Regions from separate parts of the Homo sapiens genome. Here region 1 is linked to region 2. The links are chromatin contacts, found by Hi-C or POLR2A ChIA-PET in ENCODE. All regions are on one chromosome and are shown on one strand. Each heading gives the region's core, a stretch centred on a gene start or an enhancer-like site at or near the end of the contact. The rest is flanking DNA. Distances are from core to core; before and after follow the strand shown.

Region 1 (3,866 bases), core at 1,292-3,791, 230 kb after region 2:
AGCATTAAAATAAGTATTTTTACAGAGTTAAATATTTGCGTCTATACTTAGATGTATAAAATACTATTCTTTGAACTTGAAGTGGATTTTGAACTCTGCTCTCCATAATTATAATAATCATAAGCTTATTTATGTATAGGTGGGCTATATAGACATTAACCAATTAATCTTGATCACATCACCTAATAGGAAGACTTTCCTTGATACCCTATTTTTAGAGTGCACATATGAGTGTATGTTAATTATAGGTCTCTGTTATTAACTTTGCATTATATTACCGAAATGCTTAATTAACAGTTTACCAGCATCAAGAGTGTAGGTGGGCAAGAAACTTGTATCAGAATTCACTTCTGTTCAAGCCAGGAGGTGAGTGACATTCATAAATCCGTCAAATACCTGGCCTTGCATCCAAGGACTATTCATTTTCCTTAAGTGTTTAAGTGGTTCTTTGAGAGGATGTGTTGACTTTATCAATTCAGGCCACATCATAATTAGCTAATTTAAAGAAAAAACAGGGGTGGTATCTATATATGTTTGTACCAAATTGAGTTTTAATATAATCCTGGTTCTCTGAGGGTGATATGGCTAATAATTAAGTTATCCCCATTAGGTTATACTTTCGGAAGCTGCTGTTGCCTGCTGCCTATTCCATTAAAAACTAACTTTATCACTAATTTTAACATGAAACAGATCCATTTGGAGAAAAATCCATTATGAATGAGACAGAGTTGGCTGTTGAATAACATTGGTGTAGGCTCAAGTCTGGAATAAATGTGATATAGATGGGACGATATTGGACAAATGCAATTTATTTCATTATTCAGCAACAAGGTATTCCAAATGTCTCTGCTAATGAATACATGAAAACAGATTACATATAATGTGCACACTGTGAGTCGCATTTGCAGAATTATTTTTGCCACCTCTAGCACTATCTGAAACCAACACTGAATAGCAATGGTACTTGAGCTTCTAGTTGCAAGAAAAAGCAACTTTAAAAATTAAAACCAAAAAATGTAAAAAGAAAAAAGTAAATGTCTTATCTGTGGAATTTACCTTTATGGGAGAATTCTTGGGAATATAGCAGTTTTATCTCAATCCAATTGTGTTGTCCTCTGTTAAACCTCTATTGTCCCTTAAAATCAGCCCACATGAAAAGAAGACAGTGTTCTTCTTCAAAGCTCTGATGGACGACTTTAGAGACTGTTTCAGGAACACTCTGTCTTTTTGCTGAGATATTGGTAGAATACAATAGATAACATTTACCGAGCTCACAAGGGGGTCACTGCTTGTCCACAGCAGTTTGTAAGCTGTTGGTTCTGGCATTAAATTTAAAGTCCCACAAAGTGAAGCAAAAATGTATAATAATGCTATTATTGTACTGGTTGCAGGGTTTTCGTTCGGGTGCCATTGGGGTATTGAGATATTTAAATATCAATACTTTTATGCTGTCATATAATTGTCTTAGAATAATCACTGTTTTGCGCTGATAAAATACTTTTAATCTAGGGTTTTCTCAGATTCCCTATCCCCCAAATATATCTGAGTGATAAACTTGTTGAAAGTTCAACATGTCAAGGATGACTTGCTCTAGCAAGCTGTAGTCTTCCCAGGCCCCCACCTTTCCTGGTTAAAGGATTGTCCTGATGAGACCAAAAGATCAGATTTAATATAGCCCAGCAGACTTAGAACACAGGAAAATAGTCTTTTGTCACCCTCAGTTTACCCCTATCCCTAGTCAGCTCTCTCATAAGTGAAGTTAAAAGCAACTAGATGAGAGTGTGGATCATTCTGACCAAATGGTTCTCACTGGCAGTAAAAAATGGTTCCAAAAGATGATCTTATTTGGTGGGCCAAATGTAAAGAGCATTATGTTAAGATAAAATCAGTAACAATTGCATTATAAGATGCCATTTATTGCATTTTTTTCTCTATGCCAAACACTGGGCTAAACACTGAACAAGCATGATCACTTTTAACTTTCAACAACTCTGGGGATAACCCATAATGGGGATAACCATTCTACAGATGAGGGGAACTGAGAATCAAAAAGGTTAAAATTTTTGCATAAGTTCACACAGAAGTGTGAGCTGGGATTTGAATTTAGGTGTCTCATCCCAGAGCTTCTCAACATGTCTCCACAGCCGTGCTGTATACCAATTGTAAGCATGCATCTTTCTCAGACTTTGGATTCATTATCTGGATATAAAATTCATATCCTAATAAAATGAAGTATGTAGTGAGAAGTGTGCTCAAGTCAAGCAGCCCATGAAAGGCTGTACAATAGAGGGCAAAGTGAAAGCCGCATGCAGGTCTGTGGAATTGTATGGGGATGTTTCATACAACACTGAATGCCATGTCTGCTGGAAAACATTGCTTGAAAATAAATATGTAGGCCATCGCTACCTGTGTGTGTACTTGCTGTAATGGAGCAAACTTCCAATGACCACCAAGAATGAACCACAGTGAACTAGAAGATGTGTCCTCTGATAAACAATGTCTGTGATGTAGCCACACAGGAAAAGCCATGGTTTGAAGCTCTGGGGAGCCCGTTTCCTAAGAGACTCTCTGGGGCACAACAATAAGAGCTGCTGTTTACTGAGAGTCTCCTGTCCCCCAAGCACTGTGCTGTCTCAGTTTGGTTTTAGGTGGGTAAGATCCCCATGCTACAAATGAAGAAACTGAGGCTCAAAGAAATTTCCCTAAGATTGACCACATCCGTGGCAGAATTGGAACAGTAAGTGTTCTTGATGACTAAAATAGTTGGAAATATACATAAGGGGTAAAATCTCATGAAGGTTCCCTAATTAAATTCACAAGGTAGACTTTGCTTTGAAGTGAAGTGAGATACCTTCTAAAGCAAAAGTCTGTTTAATATTTTCCACCATTAGAAAAAATGCGTGCTTAGGCCAAAGTGCAAGAAGAGGAATTCCATGTGGAAAACTGCAGGTGTGTCTAGTTAGGCCAAGAGGTATAAAAGGCTGAGCAGTTGTCTGGCACACCTGGTATTTGCACCATCAGCATCTTGCACTTAGTGGATGCTAAGCAAATATTTGTGATTTTTTTCAATAGCAGGGATGTTTGTCTGAATATTTAAATATTCACCTTAGTTTGATTTTACTTTGGTAGACTGACTCCGTGTTCACTTTGGGAGAATTTCAACTTATACGTGTCCGCCTTAAGTAACAAGATTCAGAAAATATGATTAAGTATAGCATTTATTTGAGCCCAAACTTGAGGATAGCCACCTGGGAGAATAGATTGAAGTTGCCTTGTACACTCGGATTAACAGCAGTTACAAGTGAATTTTTAAAGGAAGAAATAAGAGGCAGTTTCTAAATTGTTTACCAAGAATTTATATTTAAATAACATAAGCTATTGGCCAGGCATGGTGGCTCATGCCTGTAATGTCAGCACTTTGGGAGTCTGAGGCAGGACAATTACTTAAGCCCAGGAGTTTGAGAGCAGCCTGGGCAACATAGCAAGACCCCTATCTCTACAAAAAATTCAAAGCCAGGCACAGTGGCTCATGCATGTAATCCCAGCACTTTGGGAGGCCAAGGCGGGTGGATCACGAGGTCAGGAGATCGAGACCATCCTGGCTAACATGGTGAAACCCCATCTCTACTAAAAAAAAAAAAAAAATACAGAAAGTTAGCTGGGCGTGGTAGCACGGGCCTATAGTCCCAGCTACTTGGGACGCTGAGGCAGGAGAATCGCCTGAACCCGGGAGGCAGAGGTTGCAGTGGGCCGAGATAGAGCCACTGCACTCCAGCCTGGGCGACAGAGCAAGACTCTGTCTCAAAACAAAAGCAACCCCCCCCCAACCCCGCCTCAAAAAAAAAATGTAAAAACTAGCTGGGCAT
Region 2 (3,814 bases), core at 125-2,624:
TATTTAGACATAAATAATGATAAACCTACTCATGGTATTTGTATAAATGGAATAATATATTATGTGGCCTTTTGTGACTGGCTTCTTTCACTGAGCATAATATTTTCAAGGGTCATCCAGGATGTAGCCTGTATGGGTCCTTTATTCTTTTTTTTGTGGCTGAATAATATTCTTTTGTATGAATGTACCACATTTTGTCTATCGACTCATCAGTTGATGAGAAATTGAGGTTGTTTCTACCTTTTTCCAATTGTGAACGGTGCTGTTATGAAGATTTGCATACAAGTTTTTCTTTGAACACTTTCTTTGAGTTCTTTTGGGTATATACCTAGGAGTGAAATTGCTGGATTATATGATCATATGATAATTCTATGTTTGATTTATTGAGGGGCTACCAAATTGCTTTACATAGTGACAACGTTATATTCCAACCAGCATGTACACATAAGGTTTCCAGTTTCCTTACCAACACTTGTTATTTTATTTCTTTTTTTTTTTGGCGGGGGGTGGATAGCCATCCTAGTGGGTATAAAGTGGTATCTGTCTGATTTTCTTTCAGAGTAATTTGTTTTCCCAAATAGTTTAAAGATTTTCAGAGGTGAAAAGCTTATACCGACCTGGTCACTGCCATGGGCTGGCCCAGCCTGACCTGCTAGGTCTCATTACCTCTCCAAGTTTAGAATCAGGCTTCTCCATGTGGGGAAGTCAAAAGGGTGAGTGCCTGGAGAGTCGTGTGCATGGGGAAGCTCTTGAGCTCAAGCCTGTTCCAGCATACATTCTGTGTCTCCCAGCAGAGCTAGAATACCACCCTCACTGTGATACAGAGAGGCACTGAGAGCAGAGAGCCTGGTTCCCGCACCCAGGAGGAGACGTGGCAGAACCACAGCTAAGGCCTGTCTCACTCCTACTTCAGGCTTCTTTCAGTTCTGTCAAGAACCACACATTCACTTTGCACTTCCCTTTTTTGAGGATGCAAAGGTTAAGAAAATGTTATAATGATGATGGTTATATTTGCATAGGCTTTACACATTTTGATACCCACAATGATCCTGTAATGTAGGCAAGACATCAGGTAGTATGATCCCCATTTGAAAGCTGAAGAAACCGAGGCATGAGGCCTTTTGGGTAATTTCCCAAAGTTATCTCCATTACATTACTTTGTCTTATGTAATGTTTTATGGTGGTGCAGTGCCTTACAGTCTACAAGGCATGTCACATCTGGTAGGGATGGAGGTGAGGGGAGAATGGTGGGCTAGGTGAGGGGAGTTGCCATATATAGGGAGGCGCCATAAGGAAGGCCTCCTCTGATTGTCTGTGGTTGACAAATCAACCTGTTGTTTCTGCCTTACTCACCATGGAGGGAGGGAGGGCAGGAAGCTGTTTGAAGTTGTGATATTAGGAGATCAGTGGCTGTTTGAGATCCCTCCTTCATCATTGCATCATATTAGCTACCATATACCACCATGGTATCAAACTGTGCCTCAGCGAAATACAGTTTAAAGACTGAGCCTTCCCTCAGGGAGCTTCCAGTCTAAACAGTTGTCAAATTCTTAGCTCAAAAATACTCTCCCGGGGTTTGGCTGCCCTTTCCAACACAGTTTAGAGAAGAAGAATATAAAAGCAAATTCTACATCTCAAGCAGCCCATTTTGAGTTGGGGTTTTATTTGCTGCTGCTGCTCTTGTTGTTTCGTGGTGAGCACAGGAGTAAAGGTGAAGAGCTCCTGCCAGCCTACAGAAGGTGAATAGCCCATTTGAAACATTGACTTCGGGTTGCCATTTTGAATTCTCTCTATGGCTGTCTCCACCACCAACCACAAACTTCAGGTTGGTTCTTCAGAGGTAAGGACTCTTTTTCCCGGTTCCTGAGGTGGCATACATCTAGTGTGTGGGGATTTTGGATACCTGATATCACCCTATATGCATAGCAAAATGGTGATAGATTATAAATGCCAGTGCTTATGGTAGGTTTCTTGAGGTTTTTATGTAATTGAGAAGCAGTGGGAAGGGGTGTCGCATTTTAGCAACTAAGGTCCAGGATTTGTTTTGAAATGAACCCCTCTGAGGGCAGAATCTCAGCACCACCCATTTTCCACATTTGTGTGGTTGAAGGACAGAAAGTGGACAGGCAGAACTCCAGGCCTACGGTGCTTGTGAGCAGTGAGCCCTAGGATATGGGCGCATGAGGCACAGCACCCTTCTAAACAGAAAGCAAGTAAGGAAGCCAGGTGCTTTTTCTCTGCCTCTGGTTGAATGATAACTCCACCCTATCAGAATAGAAGTACTGTTATTCAACAAACAGTGGCCAATCGTTTAGAAATTAATGATTGCCATTTTGAACATGTATTGGATTTTGCTGTCGGAAACCTGCAGGCAGCTCATAGGGATATTGGGGACTCAGTTAGCTGGTGACGTCAGTGGAGGTTTGGATATCTAAAAGCAAGCTTTGGATATCTAAAAGCAAGCTTTGGCTCAGTGGTATGCACCCAGTATTTTTCCCTAGGACTTTATGGTCGTTTTTCTTCCAAAGGGCAGCATACACACAGGTGTAATGGTTCTCTGGTGACCATGTTCAAATCTATCTAAAAGCCATTTGAAAACACAGGTGATATGTATACTTCATTATGTGCTATAAGTTGGGTAATGGGAGCAAATTAAAAAAGGAAGATTAAACATGGAATATGTGTGCAGGAGGGAGAAAAGGTTTCTCAAGAACGCGGTGAAACAGCAGATTATTCAGCCTTTCTCTACTCTCTTCATTAAAGCAATAGTGTTGGGCTTTGAGATTTTCTGTTTTAGTCAGACCTTTATTTCATTTATGCCAGTATTTGTAAATAATTATATGAATGTGGCATTTTAAGTAGACCTGTTACCAAACAGCATGTTATTTGCAGTGACTGTTTTCTGGGGAAGAAAAGAAACAGTTGAACACACGGCACTCAGCAGAATTGTAAAAAGGCTGCCAAAGAAGGGACTGTATTTTTCTACCTTTTCCCTGTCACCTTGGAGAGCCAGCTGGGACCCAGGTCCTCAAAGAACCCGTTCTAGAGTGCACTGTCTGAGTCAGGAACTTCCCACTGCTTGCTTAATCCGGCAGAATCACAGAGGCACTGAGGCGGGAGAGAAAGCCTGCACGGCTCAAATGTCACAGAGCATCAGGACTGAGGAAGGCTACCCCAGGGCAGCCTCCCAGGATTTGGTGGCCAGTAAGCCTTGGAGTCTAGCCTGGCTTAAGTCCATCTCTGTGGCAAATCACCAGAAAGCTCTTTGAAGTTTCATAAATTCTCCCCCAAGTGAAACATGGACACACTGAATATTTAATTAACTGTTCCCAGTCCTTGGAGGCTCAAGGCTTCCTTACTCTCTGCTTCTCACACAGGCAAGACTTGTGCAGTGAACTTTCGCACTTGACTAAGCACATTCTGATATGGTTTAATGTAGTTCCTTGGTGTTTGAGATGACTTAAGAAACTGGCATCCAGCATCAATATATTGAAAATGTGAAAGGGAATCTGGCAGTTGGGATAATCAAACCACCTTACCTCTGTCTGCATTGGGCATTGCAGTTTGCAGAGCACATGTATTGTGGCTTACCTCATTTGATTACTTCAGCCATGGCAGCATATTTTTTTGTTGTTTTTAAGTGATGAGACTCCAAAGGATGTTGGTGTGTAAGACACTTCTAAGCCTTATTAGTTCTTGAATGAATTTTATGAGTTTGTCTGATCATGAAGACTAAGACTTAGTTACTGTAACCATAATAATAGTAAAAATTAAATGAAGACTACTCCTAACATACTGCACCAGTTTAGTCTGA

What was found. A loop is a pair of places that touch in the nucleus more often than their neighbours do. ChIA-PET counts read pairs that join two places held with the same protein, here RNA polymerase II (POLR2A). Pooled maps may share reads with other maps.
Region 1: a loop to region 2 is called in a pooled map, with 2.8 times the contacts of the local background. The contact joins two enhancer-like sites. A Hi-C loop is called at or near these places in 1 of 37 single-sample maps with no recorded cell type and 7 of 50 pooled maps. POLR2A ChIA-PET finds 5 or more read pairs at or near these places in 2 of 52 experiments (activated CD4-positive, alpha-beta T cell and activated CD4-positive, alpha-beta memory T cell).

What each region holds. Positions count from the first base shown.
Region 1 is chr15:60,562,391-60,566,256 of GRCh38, reverse strand. All of the region lies in intron 2 of RORA (RAR related orphan receptor A), which reads left to right. All of the region lies in intron 3 of RORA-AS1 (RORA antisense RNA 1), which reads right to left. Among named protein-coding and RNA genes, the nearest start is that of RORA-AS1, 85 kb to the right of the region's middle. Within about 2 kb of position 2,541, at least 4 of the 41 ENCODE cell types and tissues checked have a DNase peak (open chromatin) inside an H3K27ac peak, as active enhancers do.
Region 2 is chr15:60,793,196-60,797,009 of GRCh38, reverse strand. All of the region lies in intron 1 of RORA (RAR related orphan receptor A), which reads left to right. Among named protein-coding and RNA genes, the nearest start is that of RORA-AS4, 31 kb to the right of the region's middle. RefSeq lists an enhancer at 633-812. Within about 2 kb of position 1,374, at least 2 of the 41 ENCODE cell types and tissues checked have a DNase peak (open chromatin) inside an H3K27ac peak, as active enhancers do.